Linked DNA regions of Mus musculus: region 2 is linked to region 1. A link is a contact called in ENCODE POLR2A ChIA-PET data. All regions are on one chromosome and are shown on one strand. Each heading gives the region's core, a stretch centred on a gene start or an enhancer-like site at or near the end of the contact. The rest is flanking DNA. Distances are from core to core; before and after follow the strand shown. Region 1 holds the start of Chmp1a (charged multivesicular body protein 1A). Region 2 holds the start of Tcf25 (transcription factor 25 (basic helix-loop-helix)).

Region 1 (3,782 bases), core at 350-2,849:
GCGACACAATGGAGCACAGAGTCCTCGATGCCGATGCCAGGCATGGTGGTGGTGGTCGCCATCTCTGACCCATCTTTGGTGAGACATCAAACCACAGGGTGACAAAATCTTGTTTAGTTGGCTTTTCTGTCATCAGCTAAAAGCGCCCTGATCGACAGATATCACATCACAAGCCTCCCTAGGTCTGCAGCCTCTGTGTAGCCTTCTAGCCTCAGATGAGGGGCCCCTAAGCTTCAAGGTCAGACCTCAGAAATCCAGTCCCAGCACCTGGATTTCAAACTGCCTCCCCAAGACCCATGGGTGCCTCAACCTCTTTCTCAAATGAGAGGAGGGTCTGTGCTTTCTACCTCCAATCCTTCTCAACTGTCCTCGGCTACTGCGCCTCTGGCTTCCACCAGATTCCGGCAGTGAGCCTGGGGTAGGTCCTCCTAGGGCTCTGTTTTTCATACAGGCCTCCATTCTGGAACCAGAAAGACAAAGCATCCAATTCCTAATGCCTTCCTTGTTTTAAACCTGCAACAGTTCTATTTCTGACAATGGGGGGGGGGGGGGTGTCACAGTGTCGGAAGGCTCTGTACGTTTCCTTCTGTGTGGCCATACCAAGCTACTATAAAAGGTAGAAACAGGCCAAACGTCTGCCTCGGGGAAAAGTGGAATTCGCAGCAGTTTCTGGTGTCTGCCAAATGCTGGGTGTGAAAAGAAACACTTTTGTCCCACTCACGGTCCTTTCTACCTTGAGACGCCCTCCCATCTTTGTGGCCAGGCTGAGGGACACCAAGCCCTCTCCGCTCAGGAGTCAGTCACACAGCAGCCTGGCCAATCACCCGAGGAGAATTCTGCTCCAAGCTGTAACATGTTGAAGGGATCACTGTGGGACCAGAGAGCACCCTACTAACCCTCTTTGGGGAACACTTTATGGATCGCTCAAGTTTCGTCTCAATTTCTTTTTTCCTTCTGAAACAGGGTCTCCAGATATACAAGATGCCCTTGAAATCCCTGTTATAGCCTAGCCTAGAGCCAAGGGCAGTGCTCTCGCTCACCTTCCCTGCACCGAGAACCCTGTAATATTTACCTCCCGGGTCATCATCCTTAGAAAGAGGTCCCATCCCTGCTGCCTTGCCGCGGCCGGTCTCCTCTGGATCTCCCTACCTTCAGACGAAGACGACGGCCTTGAGTGCTTGGATGTCGCGAACAACAGGCTTTCGGCAGGCTGCGACTCCTTGTCAGACTGCTTGGCCTCCTTCTCCATTACTTTCTCCTTAGACTTTGTAACTAAAGTGGTAGTGCTCTTCTCCTCCTCTGAAACACACGGACGGACAAGCCGTTAGACCTACAGCCCGCGGACGCCCGCACGGAGGGCGGGCCTCGCCGCCAGGCGGCGCCCTTTACCTTTCTTCTCTCTGGGTTTGCTTTTCGACTGGCCCATAGGTGACCCCGCCGCTCCAGCCGGGCGGCCTCGGGGCCGGTTAACCCGACCGACTCACAAAACCCACACTAGGCTCCGGGAGCTCATTACCATGGCAACCGCGTGCCGCGCGAGCCGTGCCTGAGCCCCGCCCAGGCCCCGCCCAAGCCCCGCCCCGGAGCTATCTTCTCGCGACAGCCGGCCGCGCGACCGGAAGCGGTGGCGACCCCGGAAGCCCTCGCGGAGACAGCGGGTCCGTAACATCGCGTCCCCTGCGCCGCCCCGAGGGCTGTGCTAGCCCGACCGGCCATGGACGGTAAGGGGCTGTCATCCACTTCGGGGTCGGAGCGGGAGTCTGCGGACGTCTCGCCTCAGCCCCATAACCCAGCCGGACCCGCCCCGGGCTTCAGCCCCAGACTCTATCCCCCCGGGCCTGGGACCCATAGTCTATACCCTGTATTCGGACCGGGACCCGCCCCCAGCTCACTGGGCTCGAGACCTCCGACTAGGACCTGCCCTGGGGCCTGCAGCCCGTGTAGCCACCAGGACCCGACCCGGTGCCTGAACCCTGACATCCTAGCTGAAACCCTCTCCTGGGCCTCGATCGCACAACCCAGCAGAAGCCAGCTCCCGATTCTTGATTCCAGACCCCCAGCCAGCTCTTACCCCTGGGTCTTGTTTCTTTACCAGATCTCCCCAGGCCTGCACCCCACGCCCGGGATCCAAACCCTGAATCTTGTCCAAATGATCCTACACCCGACCCCCGATCCAGGCCACTTCCACTAGCCACTCTCCCTGTTTGTTTTGTTTCTGTTTGGGGACAACGGAGTGTGGTCAGAAGGCACCAGAAAAGTACCCAGAGAAATAGTAATTAAGATACAAAGGAGTTCAAGTGCCAAACAGTAGGATTTTGGGTTCCCTCCTAGTAGGAGGGCCCGGTTAACCTTAGGTTAACAGGTTGGAAGGGAACCACCCGTAGCAGTATGAGTCACGAGTCACTTCGACCTGCCGTGGCTCCAACCTCTAGACTCCCAAGGAACTCATAATAGGTTTTATGGGCTAGTATCATAGAGTTTTTGTTTGTATGAGACTGCTTCTCTATGTAGCCTTGGCTGGCCTAGAACTTACTGTATACACCAAGCTGCCCTTGAACTCAGAGATCTGCCTACTTCTGCCTCCCCACTGCTGGGATTAAAGGTCTGTGCCACCGCCTAGGGCTGTAATGGAGGTTTTGTTTTGTTTTTAAACTGCTTTCTGAAATGTAGAAAGCTAAAGTACTGTGTCATTGTTGTAGAAGACGTAAGAATCCTAGACTGAGCCAGGCGTGGTAGCGTACGCCTTTAATCCAGCCTGGTCTACAAAGTGAGTTCCAGGATAGCCAGGGCTATACAGAGAAACCCTGTCTCGAAAAACAAAACAAAAACAAACAAGCAAAAAAGAATCCTAGACTGTCCCTTGGGAAGAAGATGGACCCTTGTCTGACATTACAGTTCACTCTGCAGCTCACAACAGGGTTCTCCCGATTTTCAGAGTCCAGTCCCTCTAGAGTCTACATGAAAGTACGGGCTAAAATGGGGGCGATTTGGCCAGTGTCCTAAAACTAGTGAAATGGCTGGACCATACCTAGGTGACACTGTTCCTCCAGTCACTGTGTCATGGTCAGCCTACCCTGAGTGGTGAGAGATGCACAGAGGTGATTGCAGCCCGGCAGGTCTCTGCCAGGCCCTGTCTGCATCCACAGACCCTCAGTGCCCTGAGTCTGGACTGCTAGGGTAAGGCTTTAGAAATTAAGTATGACAGCACTCTGCAGATTCAGGAACGGAGCCAGTTACCGATGCGGTGTGCGGTGGTTCCAACTGTAATGCCAGCCCTCAGGAGGTAGGCAGAAGGGTCAAGAGGTCAAAGTGTCCCCAGCCTCGGCTACTTAGTGAGTCTGAGTGGGAATCCTGTCTCAAAACAGCAAACATAAGAAATTGAATTTGCCTGTCCCAAGTTTTTGTTTCTTTTTTGTTTTTGTTTTTGTTTTTCAAGACAGGGTTTCTCTGTGTAGCCCTGGCTGTCCTGGAACTCACTCTGTAGACCAGGCTGGCCTGAAACGCAGAAATCTGCCTGCCTCTGCCTCCCTAGTGCTGGGATTTAAGGCGTGTGCCATCACCGCCTGTCCCGTTCCAAGTTTTTGAATGAGTAGCTAGTTTGGTTGTTCCTATTTTGGCTTAGTACAGGTGGGAATAGTGTGTGCTGGAGCCTGGTGCTGTGGCTTAGAAATGCCAGCTGTCATGGAGTAGCCTCTTCGGTGACCTCAGGCTTACCCCCACACTAATTCCATCTATTTGCCTTTGGGAAGATAAAGGAAAGGCTATGCAAAACCAACCATGAA
Region 2 (3,772 bases), core at 1,171-3,670, 160 kb before region 1:
CAGAGGCCTTGAACTGTGCTCACAGCTGACAGGTGCAGCCTCGGAAATACTGCTTCCCTTTGTATCGGGCGTCTACTACCACGAGCCTTGGTTCTGATCTGTAGGTGATTCCCTGGTCCCAAACGCCAGTCCTCTGGAAAAGCAGCAAGGGCCCTTCACCACTGGGTTGTATCACCAGCCTCCCGCCCCGCTTGCCTACCTCAGCAGTGTAATTCAAAGCAGCTGAGCAGTCAGTAGCCTGGGCCCCAAAGGTGGCAAGATTGCCAACTTCGTGACATATGAAAAGGAGGCCACTGACCAGTTTGAGAGAGTGTCAGGGATGGGACAGAGGGAGGCAAAAGCAGAGGACAGGGAGCCAAGGCTAAAGGTGAAAGCCGTAAAGAACCAGGGAAAGCGAAGTGCAGGACAAGTTCAGGAGAGCTGTAAAATCTTTAAGAACCAATGGTCTCAGATCCCTAAGGTCTGAGAGTGAACCCCAGCTGCCGTCAAGGGAGGAATCCCAGTACAAGGAAGGCTACAGATGGGTGAATGATGGGATATCTAGGCTCTGTTTTGCAATCACCTCTTAAGAGAAATGGGATTAAAATTATATTAAAGGCATGTAGACTGACAGAAACTGGGCCATGGGCGCATACGGGTTATTTGTATTTTCCTAATTTTTGTGTACGTTTAAAAGTAAACATAGCTGGGTGGTGGTGGTACATGCCTTTGATCCCAGCACTCAGGAGGCAGAAGTGCGCGAATTTCCGAGTCTGAGACACAGCATCTCTAAGTAGTCTACAGAGTGAGTTCAAGGACAGCCAAGACTACATAGAGAAACCCTGTCTTGAAAAAGAAATGATGATAAGCAAAAGTAAATCTAAGAAAAGTACTAGTGAAGGGAGAAGAAACAGTAGGAATGGGGGTTGCTCTCAGGCTCAAAGTCAGAGGAGGCAGGCGAGTTCTCTGTACCAAGGGAAGACATATTTCACCATCGCCACAGACTACAGGACAGATCCCTTCCTTTCCTTATGGGAGAAATAAACAATCTCTGAACCAAACTTCCAAAATGTCTGTGACATTTCTCACACCAATCAATATCTTTGCTAGGAACTTTTAAACCTGCTAACTGATAAAAAGCTGGGGACAACTGGGGGTAGTGCTGTCTTGGGTGCTGCAACAGTAGGATAGACATGGTTTCATATCTGCGACTTGAGGAAGACCCAGTACTTCCGTGTGTCCCAGCTAGCTGAGACAATTCACTGCAAGACTGAGAGTCTCAGACACATTACATCTTTTTACTCACTCGAAAATGGCCACTGACACCTTACCATATGTGGAAGTTGGAGATACGAGGAAAAGACATATTATCTGCCCACACATGAAGTCAGAATCATAATTTATACACATATGAAACTGCAGACCCAGGTCAGTCTGTCGTAAGGAAAAACACGGGGCTCAGGACTGCTACCCAATTTTCTGCTGCGAGGAATACGATACGATAGGTACAAGTAGCTGGGACACACAGAAGTACTGTGATGAATAAGCCGAAATGTTTGCAGAAGAGAGACCTCCCTCAAGTCGCAGAAATGAAACCAAGCCTACCCTACCATCCCATTGCCCCGGACAGAACAACCCTACTCCTTCAGTGAAGCCTAGACCCAACTGAACCCCACCTCCCACTCGCCATCCACAGTGCCCCTCCCCCTTAGCTGTCTCGGATGTCACGCCCCGCCCACTCTGACGTCACTGCCCCGTCCTGCCCTGCGTCACGTCACGTCTCTGGACACAGCCGCGAGACACGCCCTATGCTGCAGCAAAGTCCTGTCACTCAGCCCCTTGTCGGCACCCCCGTTAGCCTTTAGCAGCCCCTTCGCTCGGCATTTTCTTCCACCTTCCACTCGATCTCGGACGGGGAACACGGCTTCCTCACCCCACCCACCCTGCGGCTGAAGACCCGCCTTCCCCGATGCGGCGCAGTCCCTTCTCTCCGCCCACTCGACTGCAGTCCAGACCCAACTTTGTGCCCCTTCGCATGACGTCATGCCCCCACCATTTCCCCCCCCTCAGGTTGCCCAGCTCCTCACCAGCTCAAACCGGTTGTTGACACGGACTCCTTCCTTCCCTGCACCCCCGGGGCGCCGGCCACCCAGCCCCGGTTTTGGTCCCTCTTCCTCTGCGTCATCGTCATCAAGGAGGACAAACTTCAAGGCGTCGGGCCCTAGGGGTTCCTGGCCGCGCTGTTCCCCCCTCAGTCTCCGGAGGGCCCGGCGCGACATAGGACCCGACAGCCTGATGTGGGCAGAGGGACGAGGAAGAGCAGCAGTGTGGCGGCGCCTGCGCACTTGCGGCGCGCTGGCGCAAGATTGGCGTGTCGCGTTTGCGCGCCGCGGCTCTCCGGAACTTCCTCCCAATTCCCCGTGGAGTCGGGGAAGGTGCAAGGGTGGCCCAGGGAGCTCTCGCGAGAGTCGGGCCCTAGCGGCGGCCGTGGTGCGGTGCTTCGGCTTTGGAGATGGCTGGCTTTCAGAAAGCCGGCTGTGCGGCGGGCAGCAACGCGCAGGCTCAGAGCGCTGCTCCGCACGAACGCGATTCCCGGGGGCGAGCCTGGGGGCGAGCGGGCAGGGGTGGGGCAGGCGAGGAGGCCGTGAGAGCAGGTGCGCACGCCGCAAGGCCCGTGTGCAAAGACCTCTGCTATGACAGGAGCGAGGGACCCAGTCCCCAACCCCTCTCTGCTAGCCTACCCATGCGACTTGTCCGATGTCCCCCACCTCCACGTTGTTACTAGACTGCAAAGGGACAGTTTTCACCTTAATAGAACCAACCTAACTTCTTTCAGACTGGGTAACTCCTCTCCACAACGTGCACCGAGCCGAGTTAGGTGTTAGGGCTTGCTTTTTATTGTCGCGAACGCAACAGGGGTGGTCATGTTACAGGGGTATTGGGTGAGGGGAGAGCTGCCTAGGTGTGGATCCGTGGTGTGAAGTCACGGCAGCCCTACCTATGTGTATTCTAATTCAGGAAGATTTTCACAATAAGGACATAGGGATCCTCGGCACAGATCTTTTCTTTTTCCATGTTCTTTTTGTTTTTGTTTTTTGAGACAGAGTTTCTCTGTGTACCCTTGACTGTCCTGGGACTCGCTTTGCAGACCATGCTGGCCTCTGCCTCCCAGGTGTTGTGACCAAAAGTGTGTGCAACAACAACCGACCTTTTTTTAAAACAAAACAAAAACACCACCTGTCTTAGGGTTTCTATTCCTGGACAAAATATCATGACCAAGAAGCAAGTTGGGGTGGAAAGGGTTTATTCAGCTTACACTACATACACACTGCTGTTCATCACGAAAGGAAGTCAGGACTGGGACTAAGCAGGCCAGGAAGCAGGAGCTGATGCAGAGGCCATGGAGGCTTGCTCAGCTTGTTTTCTTATAGAACCCAAGCCCAGGTATGGCACCACCCACAATGGGCCCTCACCCCTTAGTCACTAATTGAGAAAATGCCTTACAGCTGGATCTCATGGAGGCATTTCCTCAATTGACTCCTTTCACTGTGATAACTCCAGCCTGTGTCAAGTTGACACAAAACTAGCCAGTACACCACCCAAACCAAGATCTTGCCCTGTAACGCTGGCTACCCGTGAAGCTATGGAAATCCTGTTCTGAAGGGCTGGAATTACAGAGCTACTTCATGTCTACGCCCCAATTTTTATACTTTTGGAAAACTTTCCTAGACGAGTCAGGATTGAGTACCTCCAAAGTAAAATGAGCTGGGGTTGGGTTGGACCTTTCCCCAGC

Evidence for each region. ChIA-PET counts read pairs that join two places held with the same protein, here RNA polymerase II (POLR2A).
Region 2: POLR2A ChIA-PET joins it to region 1 with 14 read pairs in Patski. The contact joins the promoter of Tcf25 here to the promoter of Chmp1a in region 1. POLR2A ChIA-PET finds 5 or more read pairs at or near these places in 3 of 5 experiments (Patski and embryonic stem cell).

The regions. Positions count from the first base shown.
Region 1 is chr8:123,210,605-123,214,386 of GRCm38, reverse strand. It overlaps Chmp1a (charged multivesicular body protein 1A), which reads left to right and starts at 1,599. Exons shown (of 7, transcript NM_145606.3): 1 at 1,599-1,721. The coding sequence starts at 1,715. It overlaps Spata33 (spermatogenesis associated 33), which reads right to left and starts at 1,529. Exons shown (of 3, transcript NM_177279.4): 1 at 1,390-1,529; 2 at 1,150-1,299. The coding sequence starts at 1,426.
Region 2 is chr8:123,372,359-123,376,130 of GRCm38, reverse strand. Tcf25 (transcription factor 25 (basic helix-loop-helix)) reads right to left here and starts at 2,420. Exons shown (of 18, transcript NM_001037878.4): 1 at 2,067-2,420. The coding sequence starts at 2,258.